2 separate regions of the Homo sapiens genome follow, and region 1 is linked to region 2. Evidence: chromatin loops called from intact Hi-C (ENCODE). Cell type or tissue: natural killer cell. All regions are shown on one strand. Links, peaks and the distances in the headings refer to the core of each region. The heading gives the core; the rest is flanking DNA. Region 1 has its middle 110 kb from the start of ERVE-5. Region 2 has its middle 170 kb from the start of ERVE-5.

Region 1 (11,019 bases), core at 935-8,934, 65 kb before region 2:
TGGAGAAATACTCAGTCACCTGGTTTCCTCATCCTGTCCCCAGAAAAGCTCGACTTGACTCAGAATATGTGTAAGAGGGTAGTGGGCTTCTCCCCCTCTTCCGTTAAACATATTTCAGTTTGTTTGTTTGTTTTTTACTGAGGAACACAAGTCAGGTAGCTCTCAGTTCTCAATTCTTTCACCTGCATCTACTTAAATTTCCTTTGCTGAAATTGAATCAGATGGGAGAAATATTGTCAGGAAATAAAATGCCTGCTCTGTCACCACAGGAGGTGTTTTGATTTGATTTTGATCAGAGGCAAGATCCCCTGTGTGGTTCTCAGACGTAACCCCCAAATCCCGTATTTTGAGAAAATGAACCAACAACTACAGAAATGATTTTCTGCAGTAACCTGGCTGTCTTGATGTGCAAGCAAGAATACTGAGAAGCTGTCAAGAAACCAAGACCCTTTCTCATGATCTTCACTCTAGAAGAATGCCATCTGGACCTTAGGATGAGAAGTCCAGCATCCAAAACGTGCAACCCTGTGACATTTTCATTATCCAAATTTCCCAGGTGCCTGCCAGAGCCTGGAATCCCCTCCCAAAGCTGAACCCAAAGCTGAACTTGTGTGTAGTTCATTCATTGTGAGATCCTATTCTAGAAAACAGACATGGGGGGACTGAGGAGCACAAAACAAGATAGGTGGAAAAGCCTTTTCTAATTGGGGAGTTACCAAATTAATCACCACTGTGGGCAATGGGGCCTCATGCTTCCATGACCCTCTGAGGAGCTGTATGTATAGAATGCACCCACCAAGTCTGTCCAGGGCAGGAGGAGGGGAGCGGTCAGCTGCCAGCTCCTGGAGCCCCCCATTGCTGAGGGTCATTCCGTGGATGTTAAGGCCCTCCTAAACCCATGCTGGGGTGACCAACTTGTCCCACTTGACCTGGGACTGTCCTGATTTTCAAACTAAAAGCCCTGCTGCAACCCCAAAATCCCCTCAATCCTGAAAACACCCAGATGTTTGGTCCCTCTGGTCCAGGCTGGCCTGTAGACTCCACAATGGAGCATCAGAAGGTGAGCTACCTCTAGAGCAGAAGGTGGGAGGAATATAGTGCAGCTGAGATGAGGAGCTGTTGGGCTCCACCCTCACAAGCTGGTTGCCACAGCAACGGCTGGAGTGAAAGGTGGACCACAATGATGGGAGGCAGGCACAAGAGGTACCCAGGACACAGCTTTGCAGAGAGCCGGGGAGTCCCGCCTGGAGGAAATGGTGCAGCTATCACTCACTTACACAAGGATGAAGGTATAATCCCAGAGGTCAGAGCTTGGACCAGGGGGTGGACACTGTAAGGAAGGAGATTTTTGGCTCCAAATAAGGCAGGATATTTTAAGTGTCTGCATTATTAAAACGTCTTAGTTGGACCTTAAAGATCAGTTGTTCCAATACCCTCTTGCTAAACCTAGGGCTTAGAACAGAATCTGATGTGTCTGTGGTAATCCACGGGTCAGAAGCAGAAACAGGACTTGAATTTTATGACCTGAAGACCTTTGCAGTCAGGAGACATGAGAAAAAGAATGAGACTTCTTCAGCAGGGCGCAAGTTCTCTATTCCTGGATGCATCCCAAAGAGTCTGAACTTCTTGGTCTGGTTACTGTTGGGAGAGGATTCATGCTTTAGAGGGGAAGTAGCCTCAGGTGGCCTTAAGCTGCCCCAACTCAGAATTCTGTGGTACAATGATTCAGCAGAGTGGAGTCTCTAAAAGTGAAACATCAGCAGAATAGCAAGGGGGAAGTACATTAAGAGTTGGAATTAAATAGTTGAATATTAAAACACAGCAGGCGGCGCAGTCCAATACTGATTCCTTCTACTCTTCTGTGTTGACTAAATCAGTCTGTGCATGAGAAGAATGAAGTGTGACTGTACATATGTGCAGGTGTGTAGGTGTGCACGTGAATATATGTGATGCATACAGATGTGACTGTGTATGCATGTATATGTAAGCACACATATATGTGTGTGTGCATGTTTGTGTGTAGAAGAGAACAAAATGGAAATGCTAAATTGGCTTCTGAAAGCTGAATGATTCAAGTTTCATCAAAGAAAAACTAATTAATTTTATGTTGTAAATATTAAAGTATGAAGGCATTTTCCGTTTAAACCTAGGCCAAATGCATCCTCACAGACCTTTTCAAAAGTTGCAAATGAAACATGCATTTCATTTCTGAACGTTCACAACGCAGATTTCAGCCTCGGACCTTGAAAGCCCTTTTCTCCTGATTAGAAAGAAAGATTTTTCTCTGCAATGCTCAGTGCTTTTATTAGAAAGCGACCCTCTGAGGAGCTGTATGCATAAAATATGAAAAACCCGGAGTCTTCCTGCGGCCACTGAATAGTGAAAAGCCTGGAGTTTTAGGGATTAGAGAATGAGGAGAGTGGAGTGAGCCAGAGGGCCGTGGGGGCAGGGTTCACTCATTCATTCTTCTGAGTGCTCATCCATTCGTTTAAGGATGGTCACTGTGCCGAGTGGTGAGAGCAGTGTGGTGTTACCTTGGAGGTCTGTTGCAGAGTTTCTGGAGAAAGCGCTCAGGGCTGGACCTAGAAGACTTCGGTTTCAAGTTCCAGAATTGTTCCTAGTGCTGCACAGCCTTGGGCCCCTCTTAGCTTTGTGTAGAACAGAAGACTGCTTGCCTGCTTGTTGTGGGGGGTTAAATGCGATCGTGAAAAATGAAAGTCATCTGTAAACTGTAAAGTCCTCTAAGTATACATGCCTTGCTCCTCCTGGAGAACACGTGGGCTCTCACCATTTTCCAGCCCACCCCACAAGACGCCATGTGAGATTCTGTGTTCTTTGTTGTGAATTTTGTCTCCACAAATACTGGAAGTGTTTTGAGGTTCAGGACAGTCTCTTATTACTTAGAAAGAATCCCCTCTGTGCTCCACTCAATTCGTTGGGTAACGCTCCTTATGTAAATACTGATGTTTATCTTTTCAAGATTTGCATCATCCATTCACTTTTCATGTGTTACTGAGGGACAAAGTCACTAAAATTACTGACATTTTTTAAGAAATGGAATATTTACTAACATCTCCATCTTCTGTAAAACCAGCCATAAAAGGCAAACAGATGTTTTTTATGAAATCTGAATGCTTCAGTCCTTCGGGGCAGTCATACTTTTCTTGCAGCAATTCCAGAGGCTGAGGTCTCTCCAAAATGGGAATAAGGTTGATGACCTTTGGAGGGGCCTTTGTGAGAAGATAAGGCTCTGTGGACTTTTTGGCACAAAGATAGGCTTTAGTGGTTATTTTCTTTAAAGCCTCTTTATTATTTTAGATAGGAAATTATACTGACTTGGAGCTAATTAATGTTATTGTTTTTATTTTCCTGTGTCTTTTCTTCAATAATGTCTCAAAGCTCTGACTTTATTTACTATCAACACTAATTCACCATCACCTTGGTAAGATTCAAGGAAATTGGGTTGGGAGGTTACCGCCTTGGTTCTGAAATCAGGACAAAGTGATTTAGAGACAGTCATGGAAATGTAATGACAGGCCCTAGACAGTCCATTTGGTTGATCATCCAGGAATACAGCTCCTTGTGGTGAATGTCTGTGTGCATGTTACAGGAAGAGAGGAGAGAGAGAGGGAGAGAGCTGGAGGGCCTTGGGCAGTTTGACAAGTTGTATGTTTTGTGATGGTCCCCAAACCAATTGCATTAAGAAAACATAAACAGGTCATCCCCACCCTCCTATTTCCATCTCTTGCTGCTCCCTGCATCACCTCTCACACTCCGCAACTCACCATGCCCCTCATCTCTGACTTCCCTTGCCTGCTCCCGCCCTTCACTTCCTCCTCCCCTACTCACCTCCACATGGCATCCCCCACTTCCTGTACCCTGCAGCTCTCAGCTCTGGGGAGGCTCACTTGAAGCTTAAGGATGGAGCATCAGGGTTGTCTACTGAGTCCTGTATTTTACTTAATACAAAAAAGAAAACACTGTTAAATGTGAACATACATTAAAATAGCCACATCATTTGCACTTGCGTGAACAGCAACATTTTCTCAATTATTTGGAATAAGATGATGTTCTTTAAACTTTGAGCTCTTCTTCTTGCTTCTCTGCCTTTTTGATGGTGCCTGGAATGTTGTCTGCTCATGCCCCTTCTTCTGCTAACAGTTCTCCCTCAACACTCAGCTTCGATGTCACTCGCTTCTGGAACCTCCCCGATTTCAGTGACTGAATCTGTGCCCCATATTTCATGGCCCATTGCTTTTTCACTGTGGCGAATGTCATTTCATGCCATTTTTTCTTGGTGTATGTCTCTCTTCTGTTTGCTACTGAAGAGGCCGGGACTATGTGTTCTTTCCCTGTGTCCCACTCTCAGCACAGGCCAGCCCTACTGTGGAGAGTCAGGGAATGCTCCTTGGATGGACATGAATGTGGCATTCTCAACTACAAAACTTTGATGGGTTCAAATTCACAAAATAAGAATGCTATTTATCTTCTCACAATAAGAGAATTACAGACACTGAATTTCCTGGGGAGGCCTCTGCTAACAGAACTGGTGTTTCTGTCACCCACAAAGATGCAAGTTTCCTTTATTCTCACACGCGGGCTCACAGGAACTTGACAATTTCATCACACCTCACAGCTCTATGCTTGCAAGATCCTCTCTCTTGCCTTGTGATTTTCTCTCTAAGCCTACAGAAGATGACAAGAGGGACAACAGCCAGCGGAAAGCTGCCTGTAGAAGGAGATACAGCAGGAAAACAATTCATTCTTCCTCCTCCCATTTGTTCAACTCCAGTCCTTGGAGCACACATGAGAGCTTCTGGAAACTCATGGGGTGGCCACTGCTGTGTCTGCTGTGATGGCTTCTTCCGGCTCTTGATTTCACATCTAGGGTCAAGTGATGCACATTGGTAATGGTCCCAGCTGGGTCAGAGTCTCTGGGAAAGCGGTGGCTTTGGGTGTTCCCTCCCTAGCCTGGGAGATGTGCGCTCCGTCTTAAATCTCAGCAAGGATAGCAGTGTCTTAGTCTGGGTTCCCCTGGAAGCCGACCCCGAGGCCAGGATGTGAGTGCAAGTGGTTTACTTGGGAAGTGAACCCAGGAAGCACAGATAGGGGAGTGTGGAAGCGAGGCATGGAGGGGAAGACAGCAGCAGAAGGTGAGTAACTACCCAGTCAGCCAGGGGCCACTGGAGTTAGCCACTCTGGGGGAACTTACACTCAGGACTCAGGGTTACCCACGAATGAATGAGAGATCTGGGGCACACCTCGTTAGCTTCTGTCAGCCATTGGCCAAGGGTCACTCCTGGAGAGCTGAATTCCCTGGCATTTCTGGCCTGCCACATCTATGGGCAGAGTGGGTTCCAGGGACAGAAGCAAGCCTGCAGGAAAAGAAGTGCATTCAGGCTGTTGGCCCTCTGGTCAGCAGAAATGCAGATGCCAGGAACCAAGGGGGTGCAAGTGGGGCCCCCACAGACATCTGCTGCAGACAGGGTGCCACAGTGAGCTTCCAGAGCCCAGCTGACACACCCATCCATCCTGGGCCACCCCTGACTCCTGGTGGGAGGGCTGGCAGAAGTGCTTTCTGAAAGGGCTGTAACTTCCGGCCCTTATGCAATTCCTACAAATGACCCATTTTAATCCTAATCGTCAGACTGTCAGAGTTCATGAGAACAAGGCATTAAAGTGTTCTTGAAAAGCACTTGATAATCTAGCTTGTATTTGGGCAGCACTGACATCGGGACTTAAAGTGTCACGCAGCTCCTCAGTTGGTTTGATCTGTGCCACTCCAGTTTTCGAAGGAATAATTTGATAAATGGATTCTTATGAAAGCTCTGTGATGAAATGCAACTGGATTCTGCAGAACAACAACACGCACCTCACTGCAGTGACCCAGCTTCAAAGTAAAAGGATTGGAAAGTTTGTAGGAGCCAGAGGGGACCAGAGGCTGACCAATCTGCTGTGTTTAAAGCACTTTCTCTGCATACAGACAATTTTCACTGGAGTAATAAGTGCGAATTTATCAGGAATGCTAACAAAAGAGGTTTAGTGTTGTGTTTCCCTTGCATATTCCCATTCTTAAGGAGGGGTTTTTGGGAGCATAACACACGTGTTCAGTGTTGTAAAGGCTGACCAGGGAGAGGGGCATGGGCACACTGCTGCTCAGTATTTATACATTTGCTGAACTTTGGGGACCAGAATGAACACTTGATGCTAACTAAAAGAAAAAAATCAGGCCAGGTGTGGTGCCTCACACCTGTAATCCCAGCACTTTGAGAGGCTGAGGCAGGAGGATCACTTGAGGCCAGGAGTTTGAGACCAGGCTGGACAACATAGCAAGACTCTGTCTCTACAAATAATAATAATAATTTAAAAATTTGCTGGGCATAATGGTGCATGCCTGTAGTCCTAGCTGTTTAGGAAGCTAAGGTGGGAGGATCACTTCAGCCCAGAAGGCTGAGGCTGCAGTGAGCTATGAGCATGGCACTGCACTCAGCCTAGGTGACAGAGTGAAACCCTGTCTCAAAAAAAAAAAAAAAAAAAAAAAAAAGGAAGGAAGAAAAAAACAACCTCACATTTGTACTGTGAAGGGTTCTCAGTCCTGGGGTTCTGAATAATAGCTCGCGCTTTAGCCCAAGACATGTCTCACCCAAGGTGTGGGTTGGAGTTGTATCTGTGAGTGTCCTGGGTAAAGGAATGGCAGCTTGGAGAGTGGACCGCCAGTAGGGGCTGGAGGAGTAAGCTCTGTCCTAGCATGGGACCTAGAGAAGGAATTGTCCACAGGTGTGGTTTTTATCATCAAGTCTCCTGCAAGACTTCACTAAACATAGAGCCAAGGGCCCCCCTGTAGTTCAAGAGAAGTCCCTTGAAATTACCCCACTGCTCTTATGAGGTCTTATGGCAGCTGTAAAAACTGGAATGTATTTTTCATCATGAGCAGGCCCTTGAGAGAGTGGCTGAATTTTAAATTAAAAACAATAGCAACAACAAAAAATAAATACATCTGACCCAGTTTTATTTTGTTTTATATTTTAAACACATTGTTTTGCTATGGTGTAGTGCTGGACAAATTGTTTTATTTCCCCTTTGCAAACTTAATCATCAAATTTCCTTCACTCTTATTATTTATCACTTTGTCAATAATCATTTTATTTTTTTAAGGCATCTGCCTCCCCCTGTGGCAAAAGCAGTTATAATCTTCTCATTTAGCAAAGAAGAGGATCCACTGTTATCAGCCACAGCCCTCCTGCTGTGCATTCCATCTTTAGACTTGTTCATCCTGCATATTTGCTATGTGGGAGCCTTTGAGCTATGTCTCTGTTTCCTCCTGCTCCCCTATCCTGACCCTGCTAACCACTGTTTTATTCTCTCTCTCTCTCTCTCTCTGTGTGTATGTGTATATATATATGTATATATAGTATATATGTGTGTGTGTATATATGTGTATATATGTGTGTATATATACACACGTGTACATATATGTATACGTGTATATATATACATGTGTGTATATACGTGTATATATACATGTGTGTATATGCGTGTATATATACATGTGTGTATATACGTGTATATATACATGTGTGTATATATACGTGTGTATATACGTGTGTATATATGTAACCTTTTTTTTAAGATTTCACATAGAAGTGAAGTTATGCATTATTTATCTTTCTGTGTCTGACTTATTTCACTTATCATAATGTCCTCCAAGCCTATCCCTGTTATGGCAAGTGGCAGGATCTCCGTCTTTTTTAAGGCTGAGTAACATTTTGTTTTGTACACACACCATGGTTTCTTTATTTGTCCATTGATAGACCCCTAGGGCGTGTACGTACCTTGGCTGCTGTGAAGTGCCGCAGTGAGCATGGGAGTGCAGATGCCTTGACGAGATGGTGATTTCATCTCCTTTGAGTATGTACCCAGAAGTGGGACTGCTGGGTCAGATGGTAGTGCTATTTTTAATTTTGTCTGGAGCCTTCATACTGTTTTCCATAGTTGCTTTGCCAATTGACACTCCTATCAACAGTGTACAAGGGTTCCCATTCTCCACACCCTCACCACCACTTGTTATCACTGGTTTTTTTATTGTAGCCACCCTGACAGGTGGGAGGTGTTTTCTCATAGTGGTTTTGATTTGCTTTTTCCTAATGATGTTGGTCATTTTCATTTCATCTTTGGAGAAATGCCTATTCAAGTCCTTTGCACATTTGTTAATTGGGTTACACGTTTTCTTGCTATTGAGTTGCATGAGGTTTTTTGTGGGGTTTTTTTTGTTTGTTTTTGTTTTTGAGATGGAGTCTCACTCTGTTGCCTAGGCTAGAGTACAGTGGCGCCATCTCAGCTCACTGCAACCTCCGCCTCCTGGGTTCAAGCAATTCTGCCTCAGCCTCCCGAGTAGCTGGGATTACAGGCACCTGCGACTACACCCAGGTAATTTTTTGTATTTTTAGTAGAGACAGGGTTTCACCATGTTGGCCAGGCTAGTCTCAAACTCCTGACCTCGTGATTCACCCGCCTCAGCCTCCCAAAGGCTGGCATTATAGGCATGAGCCACCGCACCGGCAGAGTTGTATGAGTTTTTAACAAATCTTGCATATGAACCTCCTATCTGATATTTTGCAGATGTGTTTTTCCCTATTTGCAGGCTGCCTTTTTATTTCATCCATTGTTTTCTTTGCTGTGAATCATCACTTTCTTACAGCTCTTCCTGACAACCTCTCCAAAGCCAACCACAGAGAATTTTTTTGGCCTTTGTATTCAAAGGTGACTGCAACATATACAGCTCAAGGCAGGTCCGGCCATTCCTGATTTCAAGTTGGGTTTTCCATGAGCACCAGCCACACTTTCAGCCCTGGGTTTGGCAAGTTGGGGTCCCACAGGAGAAAACGTGGCCTCTGCTCTCAGAAGCCTTGCTTTTCAGGAGACCAAACCAACATCTTCCCTTTACCAAGAACATGATGGCTTTCTCGTAGGCCCCATTGCCGACTGCCCTCATCATCACACTTGGAAATGGGGCACTGAGTGTTCTGCTCTTTAAAGCTGAGAAAGACAAGAAAGAAAGAGGGCTAGGAATGGCTTTTCTTTCTTTTTTTTTTTTTTTGAGATGGTCTCACTCTGTCTCCCAGGCTGGGGAGCAGTGGTGCTATCACAGCTCACTGCAGCCTCAACCTCCCAGGCTCCAGCAATATTTCTGCCTCAGCCTCCTGAGAAGCTGGAACCACAGGTGCACTCCACTACAACTGGCTAATTTTTTGTAGCATTGGGGTCTCACTTTTTTGCCCAGATGAGTCTCAGACTCCTGGCCTCAAGCAATCCTCCCACCTCAGCCTCCCATAGCGCTGGGATTACAGGCGTGAGCCACTGCATTTGGCTGGGTCTTGAGTGAATTAACAATGTCTTCCAAAATAGGCATAAGCTCTGTTTTCTAAATGAAGAAAACGAGGTTCAGAGAGATAAAGCAGTTTGCCTATTGTCATACAACTGATAAGAAAGGGAATATACCCGGTAATGGGATTGCTGGGTCAAATGGTATTTCTAGTTCTAGATCCTTGAGGAATCATGACACTGTCTTCCACAATGGTTGAACTAGTTTACAGTCTCACCAACAGTGTAAAAGTGTTCCTATTTCTCCACATCCTCTCCAGCACCTGTTGTTTCCTGACTTTTTAATGATCGCCATTCTAACTGGTGTGAGATGGTATCTCATTGTGGTTTTGATTTGCATTTCTCTGATGTCCAGTGATGATGAGCATTTTTTCATGTGTCTGTTGGCTGCATAAATGTCTTCTTTTGAGAAGTATCTGTTCATATCCTTTGCCCACTTTTTGATGGGGTTATTTTTTTTTCTTGTAAATTTGTTTGAGTTCATTGTAGATTCTGGATATTAGCCCTTTGTCAGATGAGTAGGTTGCAAAAATTTTCTCCCATTCTGTAGGTTGCCTGTTCACTCTGATGATAGTTTCTTTTGCTGTGCAGAAGCTTTTTAGTTTAATTAGATCCCATTTGTCAATTTTGGCTTTTGTTGCCATTGTTTTTGGTGTTTTAGACATGAAGTCCTTGCCCATGCCTATGTCCTGAATGGTATTGCCTAGGTTTTCTTCTAGGGTTTTATGGTTTTAGGTCTAACATTTAAGTCTTTAATCCATCTTGAATTAATTTTTGTACTGGGTATATACTCAAAGGATTATAAATCATGCTTCTATAAAGACACATGCACACATATGTTTATTGCGGCACTATTCACAATAGCAAAGACTTGGAACCAATCCAAATTTCCATCAATGATAGACTGGATTAAGAAAATGTGGCACATATACACCATGGAATACTATGCAGCCATAAAAAAAGGATGAGTTCATGTCCTTTGTAGGGACATGGATGAAGCTGGAAACCATCATTCTCAGCAAACTATCACAAGGACAGAAAACCAAACACCGTGTGTTCTCACTCATAGGTGGAAATTGAACAATAGAACACTCGGACACAGGATGGGGAACATCACACACTGGGGCCTGTCATGGGGTTGGGGGAGGGGGGAGGGATAGCATTAGGAGATATACCTAATGTAAATGACAAATTAATGGGTGCAGCACACCAACATGGCACATGTATACATATGTAACAAACCTGCACGTTGTGCACATGTACCCTAGAACTTAAAGTATAATAAAAAATAGAAAAAAAAGAAAGAAAGAAAGGGAGCAGGTTTCAGCATGACTCTGACTTGAGAGCCTGGCCTGTGGCCCAGTTCTTCTCATTCTAGACATTTGCTGCCTGGGCTCCTCCCCCCACATGATTGTCTTGCCCCAGTGCATCATGGGAAAATCTTGATTAAATACTGTGTTTGTGTTTGGATAAAATAATGTACTATGTCTTGGAATTCCTACCACACAGTGTCTGCGTATTTCTTCTTCCCTGCCTCCTTCCCTCCCCTTCTTCCTTCCTTCACGTGGTTATTGCCAGGCATTGGGATCCACGTGCTATATGCCAGGCATTGGGGTCCACCACTCTGCCTGAGCACTT
Region 2 (11,019 bases), core at 1,836-9,835:
TCTCATTATTTTTTGCATGCATTACAGAATGTGAAAGGATCTGCAAGGTCACTTCCTCCACCTAGTCCAATGGCCCTCAACTCTACCCCTTCCTTCCAGCCTCTAGTTTCAAGGGTTTGGTTGGGAAAAGGAAATAAACAGAAAGTTCACAGACTTTTCCATACTCACTTTAGCCACAAACCCCCACAGACCAGCTATGGTTTATTACATTCGACTTCTGGTTTTATTACAGAAAGAAATAACTCTTCTTAGGGAAATTCCAAACAGACCAATGGAAATGTGAGCACTTTACATTTATTGTCAAATGGGCTACTCAGCCTCACCATACTTTTTAAAAAATATCTGGCTCTCTTTTGAGTGTGCATGTCATGACCGGCCAGACTGTAGCTAACACACAAAAATATTGCCTTAAAAAAAGCAAAAGTACAAAACACACAATGACAACAATAACAACAAAACACGGTCTTCAGTCTTTTCAGAGAAAGGCTTAGTAAAGAGGCTGACAACATTGATATGTCTGAGATGTTCACGTTAAAGGAAACATAGTATAGCTATTGACTTTGAAATGTGTAGCTATTTGCTTAATTCAGAGATGGAATCTTTGCTAAAATGGGCAGTTAGGCTGATGAAAGAAATTGACTTGTACCACTTAATGAACAATTTCATCTTTTTAATATAGAAATAACTGTTGCTATGAACAGCCTTTTTATTCATTTGAGAACACCATAACCAAAAAATCTTTCAAATGATCATTACACAATGAATGTCCTGAGGCTTTAAAAAATATTTACTTTGAAATTATAAGCTCAAAATGATTCACCAATGCAAAAAAAGAAAAGCGGTAAAATGCTGGGCTGTAAGCTCTGTAAATTTTTTCCTGCTGAAAATAATTAGATAGGTTTTTTCTTCTTTTTTCTAGACAATAGTGCCTAAAGAGATTTAATGATCTTGTTGCTTATGGATATAGGGCATAAATATATTTCTTATCTTAAATTTGATGTTAGAGTTATAAGATTATAGAAAATGATATAATGTGATTAGGAGAAGTATAGTTTCAATAAATTTTACCAAATTAAGTATCACCTAAAATTCTCTAAAAATCAGCATTAGTTTTTGAATCTACGTTTTGGGTTGGTGGGAAAAAATATTTGCAATAGGCCACACTCACCAGGCTCCTCATCTACATATGGGGGAGATTAACGGGGTGACTACAGTCAACAATACTGTACATTGTAAGAGAACTAAAAGAGCATAATTGGAGAGTGTGTAACACAAATAAATGATGATAGAGATATTTACCATGTGCCGTCTATATATTTCTCAGCCTCCTTGCACTTGGGGGGGCTCTATGACTAGTTATGACCGATGGGCTATAAGCAGAAGTGCCAAAGCATTTAGGAAGTGATCCACAAGTCCCAAATTTTGTGCTTTCTTGCTGTGGTGACCTGGAAGCCAATTTTTGATATGGTGGCACCACAAGTGTGGAGGTGCCTGGGTCCTTGAGGCACTGCATGGAGGATGACTGCCCTGCAGAATTGTTTGTCCAGGATCATAATATGCATTAGCAAGAAATCAACTTTTAGATTTTTTAAGCCACTGAGATTTCAGCGTTAATATGTTGCTGTCGAATAGCCTAGGCTATTCTAAGTAATAATCTCATCATAGGGGATTTGAGAGGAGCTGATGGTGCCCAAAGTCCCCTTTGTATAGTACTTTGTAGTTTTCTATTGTTAAAAAAAAAAAAAAAGATTGCTTTCAAAGTCAGGCAAAATGTCCCCTTAATGATTCCCGAGGAGACTCCAAATGGCTAATTCTAGGAGAACCAGTCCAGCATGTGTTTCTTTTAATGACAGGTTTTCATGTATCCACCAGCCTTGACTAAGGAAGTTATTCACTTTGCAGAGTGGCAGCCTGCAGCCCTGTGGTGGGAAACAACCTTGAGCACCAGAGGTCACCCTTTAGGGAACATTAGTAGATTTGCAGCAAAAGGTCCTGGTCTATTGGTCATTGCCAGTACACTCCCTAAGGTGATCAGAGTTTCAGAGCCAGAGACCAAGGGTGAGGTTCCAGGGCGGATGACCTGCTGTCTTGGAGAGGTTATGTGTGTGCTGTTCCAACCAAAGTCCCATTTCACCAAAGCTGTTCTCAGAATCAATTATTTTTTTTTCCCCACGTGTAAAGAATTGTGTTTAATATCCTCCCTAGTGATGAACAGAAAAGCTGGCTGACTTCATCTCTGGGGAGCGAAAGATAATAAACCTGCCTTCCCTTTGAATTCACATGGGTTTGGTTCAAGTCCTGTGTGTGTGTTCTTGTCAGTCTTTCTTCCAATTGAGGGGCTCCCAAGAGAGTCTGACCCCAGCCATTAATAACTATGAGAAAAAGTAAAGCTTAGATTTCATAGGTTATTTTACAATTTGATACCACACTTAGCCCATAATTTAATATACTGCTATCGTTAACACATAGATAAAGCTTTCTAGAACCAAAGGGCCTTTGATGGAAGTAAATCAGTTGCTAGAACTACCAAGTTACATGCTTTTTCATTTTCTGCCTTCTAATTTGTGGTCAAACTTAGGAAAGTTTAGTGAACGAATGTATAATGGTGAAGAGTGTAAGTCCTGGACTCTGCATGACAATGATTCAAATCCAAGCTTCCCTGTCTGCTGTGTGATCCTGGAAAATTACTCAGCCTCTTTAAGTCTCCTCTCCCTAACTGTAAAGGGGCTAAAAGGAGATCGTTTCTCAGAGATAGGTTATTTAGAGATCACCTTTATAATATACTCAGACCTGTGCCTTGAATATGTGTGTTGGCAGCTGCTTTTATCATTATTGTTATGTTGGAAAGAAAGAATACAGAATGGGCTGTCCTGTGCCATTGCAGGGTGTTTACCAGCATCCCTGGCCTCTACGCATGAGATGCCAGCAGCACCCTTCCCTCAGCAGTGACAACCTAGAATGTCTCCAGGCATGGCCGACTGTCCCCAGGGGTGTAGACCTGGGTAATGCCATATGAATGTACTGGGTGGCCTGGATTTGGGTTTTTTTACATGTTTAGTTTTTTCATATGCACACACATAACACATCTGCCACTGGAAGCTACTGGGGACAGGCATTGCTGTATCAAAGATTGCAGGCAGTCAATTTTACCGAGGATTTTTGTAATGATCCCTGAGAGTTACTGAGTTCCCAGCAAGGCTTCAGCACCTGCTGGACATTTCTTACACAGATACAGGTATTAGTGGCTTTTTTGTTTTTTAAGAAAAACCAATTTCAAAAACAGGAAAGTGAAGACTCAGAGATGATATGCAGTTTTTTAAATTTTTTATTTTATTTTACTTTAAGTTCTGGGATACATGTGCAGAACATGCAGATTTGTTACATAAGTATACATGTGCCATGGTGGTTTGCTGCCCCTATCAACCTGTTATCTAGGTTTTAAGCCTCGCATGCATTAGGTATTTGTCCTAATGCTCTTCCTCCCCTTGCCCCCCACCCCCAACAGGCCCTGGTGTGTGATGCCCCCCTCCCTGTGTCCATGTGTTCTCATTGTTCAGCTCCCACTTATGAGTGAGAACGTGCGGTGTTTGGTTTTCTCTGTTAGTTTGCTGAGAATGATGGCTTACAGCTTCACCAATGTCCCTGCAAAGGACATGAACTCATATTTTTATGGCTATATAGTATTCCATGGTGTATATGTGCCACATTTTCTTTATCCAGTCTATCATTGATGGGCATTTGGGTTGGTTCTAAGTCTTTGCTATTGTAAATAGTGCTGCTATAAACATACATGTGCATGTGTCTTTATAGTAGAATGTTTATATAGTAGCATGATTTATAATCCTTTGGGTATATATACCCAGTAATGGGATTTCTGGGTCAAATGGTATTTCTGGTTCTAGATCCTTGAGGAATCATCTCACACCAGTTAGAATAGTGATTATTAAAAAGTCAGGAATCAATAGCTGCTAGTGAGGCTGTGGAGAAATAGGAACGCTTTTGCACTGTTGGTGGGAGTGTTCAACCATTGTGGATGATATGCAGTTTTATTGACATAAACCGGGACTTGCACCTGTGTCTGTCTGGTCCTATGAGCCTGCACTCATTTTAATGGTTTGGTTAAGCATTTAGATTCAGAGCTGGACTGCCCAGGTTCAACTCTTGGCAGATCATCTCTGTAACCTTACATAGGCTATTTAGCTTCCCTGCAAGCCTGTGAAGTAGCTAATATTATTAGCTTGACTTTACCTATAAGGAAATTGAGACATTGAGAAACTAAGTGAATTAGTGCTTATAAAATGCTTGGAACATTGCCTGGCATATAGTAAGTGCTATATAAGTGTTTGCTTTTTTAAACAATGCCTCTCCCTTCCTGCTTCTGTGAGTACCTGGTAGAGTCACAAAGGAAATGAAAGCTCTGATTTCTGGCTCCTTGGAGCGTCTCGTGCCCCTGGCAGGAGACTGGCCTATGAAGGTGGCCGTGAAGCTGGTGTTTGCTCCGCCCAACCCCTCCCACCCAGGACCACTCCTCAGCATCTGTGTTCTTCAGCAACTAATACCATACCTGTGTCTCTCCTCAGTGACCCACCTTTGGGCTTTGTTCACAGGTGCAGAAAGCTGGAAGTGATGCTCCAGGGAGTTTATGTCTCCCCATCTTGACCCACACCAATACCTGAGGCTCGTTGCTTTGATTCAAGTCCGGACAAGCTCTAAGGTTCAGCTCACACTGGGAGTCACGCTGCAGGTGCAAGCAAGAATGGGGCTTGAATCACACCCCTACTTGATTTCTCCGTCTCCCTCCTCCTTCCTACTTCTCCCAGGAGCACCATAGAAAATTCCTGGTACACTTATATTGCTTTTGGGGAGCCCAGTCTTACCCAGGCCCAGAGTCAGAGGGGACAGTGAGCAGGGGCCATGCCTCTACTCTGCGGTTCACACACACTTATGTGCTGGGGCTGCTCTCTAGACAAATGTTTGATAAATAGGACCTAACTTGAAGCCAAGAATGCTCTGGAATAGAGGGTGTGGATCTTGGTGCCTGGGGCCTCTAGAGGACGGAGGCCATTCTGGACCAGGTTGGCCAGGGATGGTGCCCAGGAGGTCGGGAGATTGGAGGGGCTGGGTCTGAAGGCTGTGTGGGTTTGGTACTAGGTGAAAGCCACTTGAATGATCTCCTTTCTACTGACTGCAGGAGCTCCTGGGAGTCTGTGAACGGTGGTGATGCAGAAAAGCAAAGCGTGTATATCTGTTTTAGTCCTCCCTCAGATCTGCTGAGGACACCTTGAGCCTGAAGTGAAATCACAGTGGCTCTCAGGAAGAAGGGTGACTGTCTGGTGTGCAGTTGTGCTGCCACGGCAAAGGGAACTTTAAAACATAGAACTGCCATGTAGAAGCTCAGGAAATATCCATGGTGAGGATCCAGGTTAACAAAAATACCTTCTACTGACCTGCTCTCAGACAGATCAAAGAAAAAGCTTCTTCCGGAAATGACCAAATCCATTTTCTTACAGGTCTGTCATCTCTTTTGGTCATAGAATCAAAAAAAATGGAAGACGAGAAAAGGCAGTGAAGACTGACAGCCTGTTGGTTGCTATTCCAGTCGTGTCTGCTCCATACGCGCCCTCCATCTCATCCCACCCAGTCAGTATATTTTCACCAGGCAGTGTTGCAGAAATGTCTGTGGACTCCAGTTCTATTGCAGTCAGGCAGCATTTACAGGTTTGACTTTCAACTGACCATGGCAGGAAGTCTAGAGGCAATTATAGCCAACACCTGCTCTATGTGCGTGCCGGGCAGGTGGTGGCTGATTCCTTGCCTCCAATCCATGATGTGTTTCCTATCAGCTCAGAATAATAACAGTGACACCTCTGCTTCTTCTCTGTCTGGGGGAGCTCAAGGCACTTTACTCTGAAAACCCTCAAATTACTGGCATTTCTTTTAGTGAAGATATCAAATTAATGACTGAAAAAAATGTAGAAGATGGTTATTGGTGATGTTAAAAGACAAGTTTAACCCACTTCCACACAACATGTCTTACAAGCGTAAAGTATTTGAGTAGAGAAAACTATGAATCTAAAATTGAACAAGATGTGAATTTAGACAGACAGCGTTTGTGGTCACAGATGTGCCGAGATGAAGACTGGAGGAAGGGCACAGTTTCTGTAGCAGTGACTTCCACCCAGGGTGTGTCTTGCTATTGTGTGAAATGATTTTTGACACTGGACAAATCTCTACTTCCACTTACAATGTTTTGCCAGCTAGCTGAGGCATTCTGGGAGGGTGAGGAGCCTGGGCTTGGGCTGACCTCAGGAAATCCTGTGTAAAGGGCTTTTGCACACTCAGAAGCAGGCCAGGTTCACCGCTGTTATGTGCAATATTCACTCCTGGCTCTTGCTTCTGAGCCTTGGCAAACCTGAGTCCTAAGAGGCCAATGAAAAGGAAAACACGTTAAGGAGCCAGGGCGCTTCTTGGATATCAGCCTGAATAGTTCTGTTTCATCTGGACCCCAATTTTACTCTCCTGCTGTTTTACACGGAACTAAAAAGAGCTTTACAGAGGACCAGATAGACTGCAGGTCCCTAGGCAGTCAGGGGCCAGGCAAGGCATAGGAGGGTGTCAGGCCTCTGAGCTCAAACTAGGCCATCATATCCCCTGTGACCTGCACGTACACATCCAGATGGCTGGTTCCTGCCTTAACTGATGGCATTGTCTTGTGAAATTCCTTCTCCTGGCTCATCCTGGCTCAAGAGCTCCCCTACTGAGCACGTTGTGACCCCCACTCCTGCCTGCCAGAGAACAACCCCCCTTTGACTGTAATTTTCCTTTACCTACCCAAATCCTATAAAATGGCCCCACCCCTATCTCCCTTCACTAACTCTCTTTTCGGACTCAGCCTGCCTGCACCCAGGTGAAATAAACAGCCTTGTTGCTCACACAAAGCCTGTTTGGTGGTCTCTTCACAGGGACTCGCATGAAATTTGGTGCTGTGGCTCGGATAGGGGGACCTCCCTCGGGAGATCAATCCCCTGTCCTCCTGCTCTTTGCTCCATGAGAAAGATCCACCTACGACCTCAGGTCCTCAGACCAAGCAGCCCAAGAAACATCTCACCAATTTCAAATCTGGAAAGCAGCCTCTTTTTACTCTCTTCTCCAACCTCCCTCAATATCCCTCAACCTCTTTCTCTTTTCAATCTTGGTGCCACACTTCAATCTCTCCCTTCTCTTAATTTCAATTCGTTTCATTTTCTGGTAGAGACAAAGGAGACACGTTTTATCTGTGGACCCAAAACTCCGGCGCCGGTCACGGCCTGGGAAGGCAGCCTTCCCTTGGTGTTAATCATTGCAGGGATGCCTCTCTGATTATTCACCCACGTTTCAGAGGTGTCGGACCACACAGGGACGCCTGCCTTGGTCCTTCACCCTTAGTGGCAAGTCCTGCTTTTCTGGGGGAGGGGCAAGAACCCCAACCCCTTCTCTCCATGTCTCTACCTCTTCTCTGCTTTTCTGGGGGAGGGGCAAGAACCCCTCAACCCCTTCTCCTTCACCCTTAATGGCAAGTCCCACTTTTCTGGGGGAGGGGCAAGAACCCCTCAACATCTTGTCCTTCACTGTTAGCAGCAAGTCTCACTTTTCTGGGGGAGGGGCAAGAACCCCTCAAACCCTTGTCCTTCACCGTCAGCAGCAAGTCCCGCTTTTCTGGGAGAGGGGCAAGAACCTCTCAACCCCTTCTCCTTCACCCTTAGAGGCAAGTCCCGCTTTTCTGGGGGAGAGGCAAGAACCCCTTATTTCCACAGCCCGACCTCTTATCTCTGTGCCCTGATCCCTTATTTCTGTGCCCTGACCTCTTATCTCTGCACCCCAACCCCTTATTTCTGCACCCCCACCTCTTTCCCACTTTTCTGGAGGGTAAGAACCCCCGAACCCCTTCCCTCCATGTCTCTACTCTCTCTTTTCTCTAGCCTTGCTTCCTTCACTATGGGCAACCTTCCACCCTCCATTCCTCCTTCTTCTCCCTTAGCCTGTGTTCTCAAGAACTTAAAACCTCTTCAACTCACACCTGACCTAAAACCTAAATGCCTTATTTTCTTCTGCAATGCCGCTTGATCCCAATACAAACTTGGCAGTAGTTCCGAATAGCCGGAAAACAGCACTTTCAATTTTTCCATCCTACAAGATCTAAATAATTCTTGTCGTAAAATAGGCAAACAGTCTGAGGTGCTGACGTCCAGGCATTCTTTTACACATTGGTCCCTCCCTAGTCTCTGTTCCCAATGCAACTCGTCCCAAATCTTCCTTCTTTCCCTCCCACCTGTCCCCTCAGTCCCAACCCCAAGTGTCGCTGAGTCTTTCTAATCTTCCTTTTCTACAGACCCATCTGACCTCTCCCCTCCTCTCCAGGCTGAGCTAGGTCCCAATTCCTCCTCAGCTTCCGCTCCTCCACCCTGTAATCCTTTTATCACCTCGCCTCCTCACACCCAGTCCGGCTTACAGTTTCGTTCCTTGACTAGCCCTCCCCCACCTGCCCAGCAATTTACTCTTAAAAAGGTGGATGGAGCTAAAAGCATAGTCAAGGTTAATGCTCCTTTTTCTTTATCCCAAATCAGACAGCGTTTAGGCTCTTTTTCATCAAATATAAAAATCCAGCCCAGTTCATGGCTCGTTTGGCAGCAACCCTGAAATGCTTTACAGCCCTAGACCCTAAAAGGTCAAAAGGCCATCTTATTCTCAATATACATTTTATTACCCAATCTGCTCCCGACATTAAATAAAACTTCAAAGATTAAATTCCAGCCCTCAAACCCCACAACAGGATTTAATTAACCTTGCCTTCAAGGTGTACAATAATAGAGTAGAGGCAGCCAAGTAGTAACATATTTCTGAGTTGCAATTCCTTGTCTCCACCATGAGACAAACCCCAGCCACATCTCCAGCACACAAGAATTTCCAAATGCCTAAACCGCAGTGGCCAGGCATTCCTCCAGCACCACCTCCCCCAGAAGCTTGCTACAAGTGCCAGAAATCTGGCCACCAGGCCAAGGAATGCCCGCAGCCCGGGATTCCTCCTAAGCCATGTCCCATCTGTGGGGGACCCCACTGGAAATCGGACTGTTCAACTCACCTGGCAGCCACTCCCAGAGCCCCTGGAACTCTGGCCCAAGGCTGTCTGACTGACTTCTTCCCAGATCTTCTCGGCTTAGTGGCTGAAGACTGACATGCCCGATCGCCTCAGAAGCCCGATAGACCATCATGGATGCCGAGCTTTAGGTAACTCTCACAGTGGAGGGTAAGTCCGTCCCCTTCTTAATCAATATGGAGGCTACCCACTCCACGTTACCTTCTTTTCAAGGGCCTGTTTCCATTGTCTCCGTAACTGTTGTGGGTATTGACAGCCAGGCTTCTAAACCTCTTAAACTCCCCAACTCTGGTGCCAACTTAGACAGTACTCTTTTAAGCACTCCTTTTTAGTTATCCCCACCTGCCCAGTTCCCTTATTAGGCCCAGACACTTTAAATTATCTGCTTCCCTGACTATTCCTAGGCTACAGCCACACCTCATTGCCACCCTTCTTCCCAATCCAAAGCCTCTTTTGCGTCTTCCTCTTGTATCCCCCCACCTTAACTCACAAGTATAGGATACCTCTACTCCCTCCTTGGTGACCGATCATGCACCCCTTACCATCTCATTAAAACCTAATCACCCTTATCTCCCTTCGCTGAAAGCCTATAAACTCTCCTTACAATTTCCCCATTTTACCTGTCCAAAAACCAGACAAGCCTTACAAGTTAGTTCAGGATCTGCGCCTTGTCAACCAAGTTGTTTTGCCTATCCACTCTTTGGTGCCAAACCCATATACTCCCGTATCCTCAATACCTCCCTCTACAATCCATTATTCTGTTCTGGATCTCAAACATGCTTTCTTTACTATTCCTTTGCACCCTTCATACCCAGCCTCTCTTCGCTTTCACTTGGACTGACCCTGACACCCATTAGGCTCAGCAAATTACCTAGGCTGTACTGCTGCAAGACTTCACAGACAGCCCCCATTACTTCAGTCAAGCCCAAATTTCATCCTCATCTGTTACCTATCTTGGCATAGTTCCCATAAAAACACATGACATGGTCTCCCTGCTGATCATGTCATCCCTACTATCTTCTGTCTAGTCAAACTCCTATTCACCATTCTCAACTACTCATACATGCCCTGCTCTTGTTTACACTGCCGGTTTACACTGTTTCTCCAAGCCATCACAGCTGATATTTCCTGGTGCTATCCCCAAACTGCCACTCTTAACTCTTGAAGTAAATAAATAATCTTTGCTGGTAGGACTATGCTGAATCTCCTTAGGCAGTCTCTAATTAGATGTCCTGGGTCCTCCCAATTCTTAGACCTTTAATACCTGTTTTTCTCCTTCTCTTATTCCGTTTAGTTTTTCAATTCATACAAAACTGTATCCAGGCCATCACCAATCATTCTAAATGACAAATGTTTCTTCTAACAGTCCCACAATATCACCCCTTACCACAAAATCTTCCTTCAACTTAATCTCTCCCACTCTAGGTTCCCACGCCGCCCCTAATCCCACTCAAAGCAGCCCTGAGAAACATCGCCCATTATCTCTCCATACCATCCCCAAAAATTTTCGCCACTCCAACACTTTACCACTATTTCATTTTATTTTTCTTATTAATATAAGAAGACACGACTTGACAGAGGGGAGAAGCGGCACACAGAGGCTCATGTCTGGGAGGGTAACGCATGTTTCTGAGGCTGGCTCAGCTGCGCAGTGGTGCTGTTAAGAGCCAGGGCTGGGAGGCACCATTGTGGTTTCCCATTGGCCAGGAATCACATGACTCTTGGACCCGGAATTTATGTTCCACGTGTCCCTGACTCTCAAAGTAAAAGTCAGGCTAAAAGTCTTTAAAAATAAAGGAGAAACTTGGTTTGCAAATCCACTCTCTGATTCAGGCATTTCAAAGGAATTCCTGCCCAGACATTTCAATACTCAAAGCACGGCAGGG

The links. Hi-C counts contacts between places; a loop is a spot of excess contacts. Peaks named below come from ENCODE experiments on the same cell type or tissue, not always from the same donor. Only the 100,000 strongest peaks of a DNase experiment are listed, where the experiment ranks them.
Region 1: it touches region 2 in a loop (5-fold over the local background); 2 of 110 quality-filtered maps call a loop at or near these places.

The regions. Positions count from the first base shown.
Region 1 is chr19:28,495,019-28,506,037 of GRCh38, reverse strand. It overlaps the pseudogene LOC100420587. Among named protein-coding and RNA genes, the nearest start is that of ERVE-5, 110 kb to the left of the region's middle. In natural killer cell, for the core only: no CTCF peak of the experiment used is centred there; a DNase peak (open chromatin) is centred at 4,617; H3K4me3 peaks cover 857 bases; H3K27ac peaks cover 6,796 bases.
Region 2 is chr19:28,431,307-28,442,325 of GRCh38, reverse strand. It overlaps the pseudogene LOC100420587. Among named protein-coding and RNA genes, the nearest start is that of ERVE-5, 170 kb to the left of the region's middle. In natural killer cell, for the core only: no CTCF peak of the experiment used is centred there; no DNase peak of the experiment used is centred there; H3K27ac peaks cover 2,031 bases.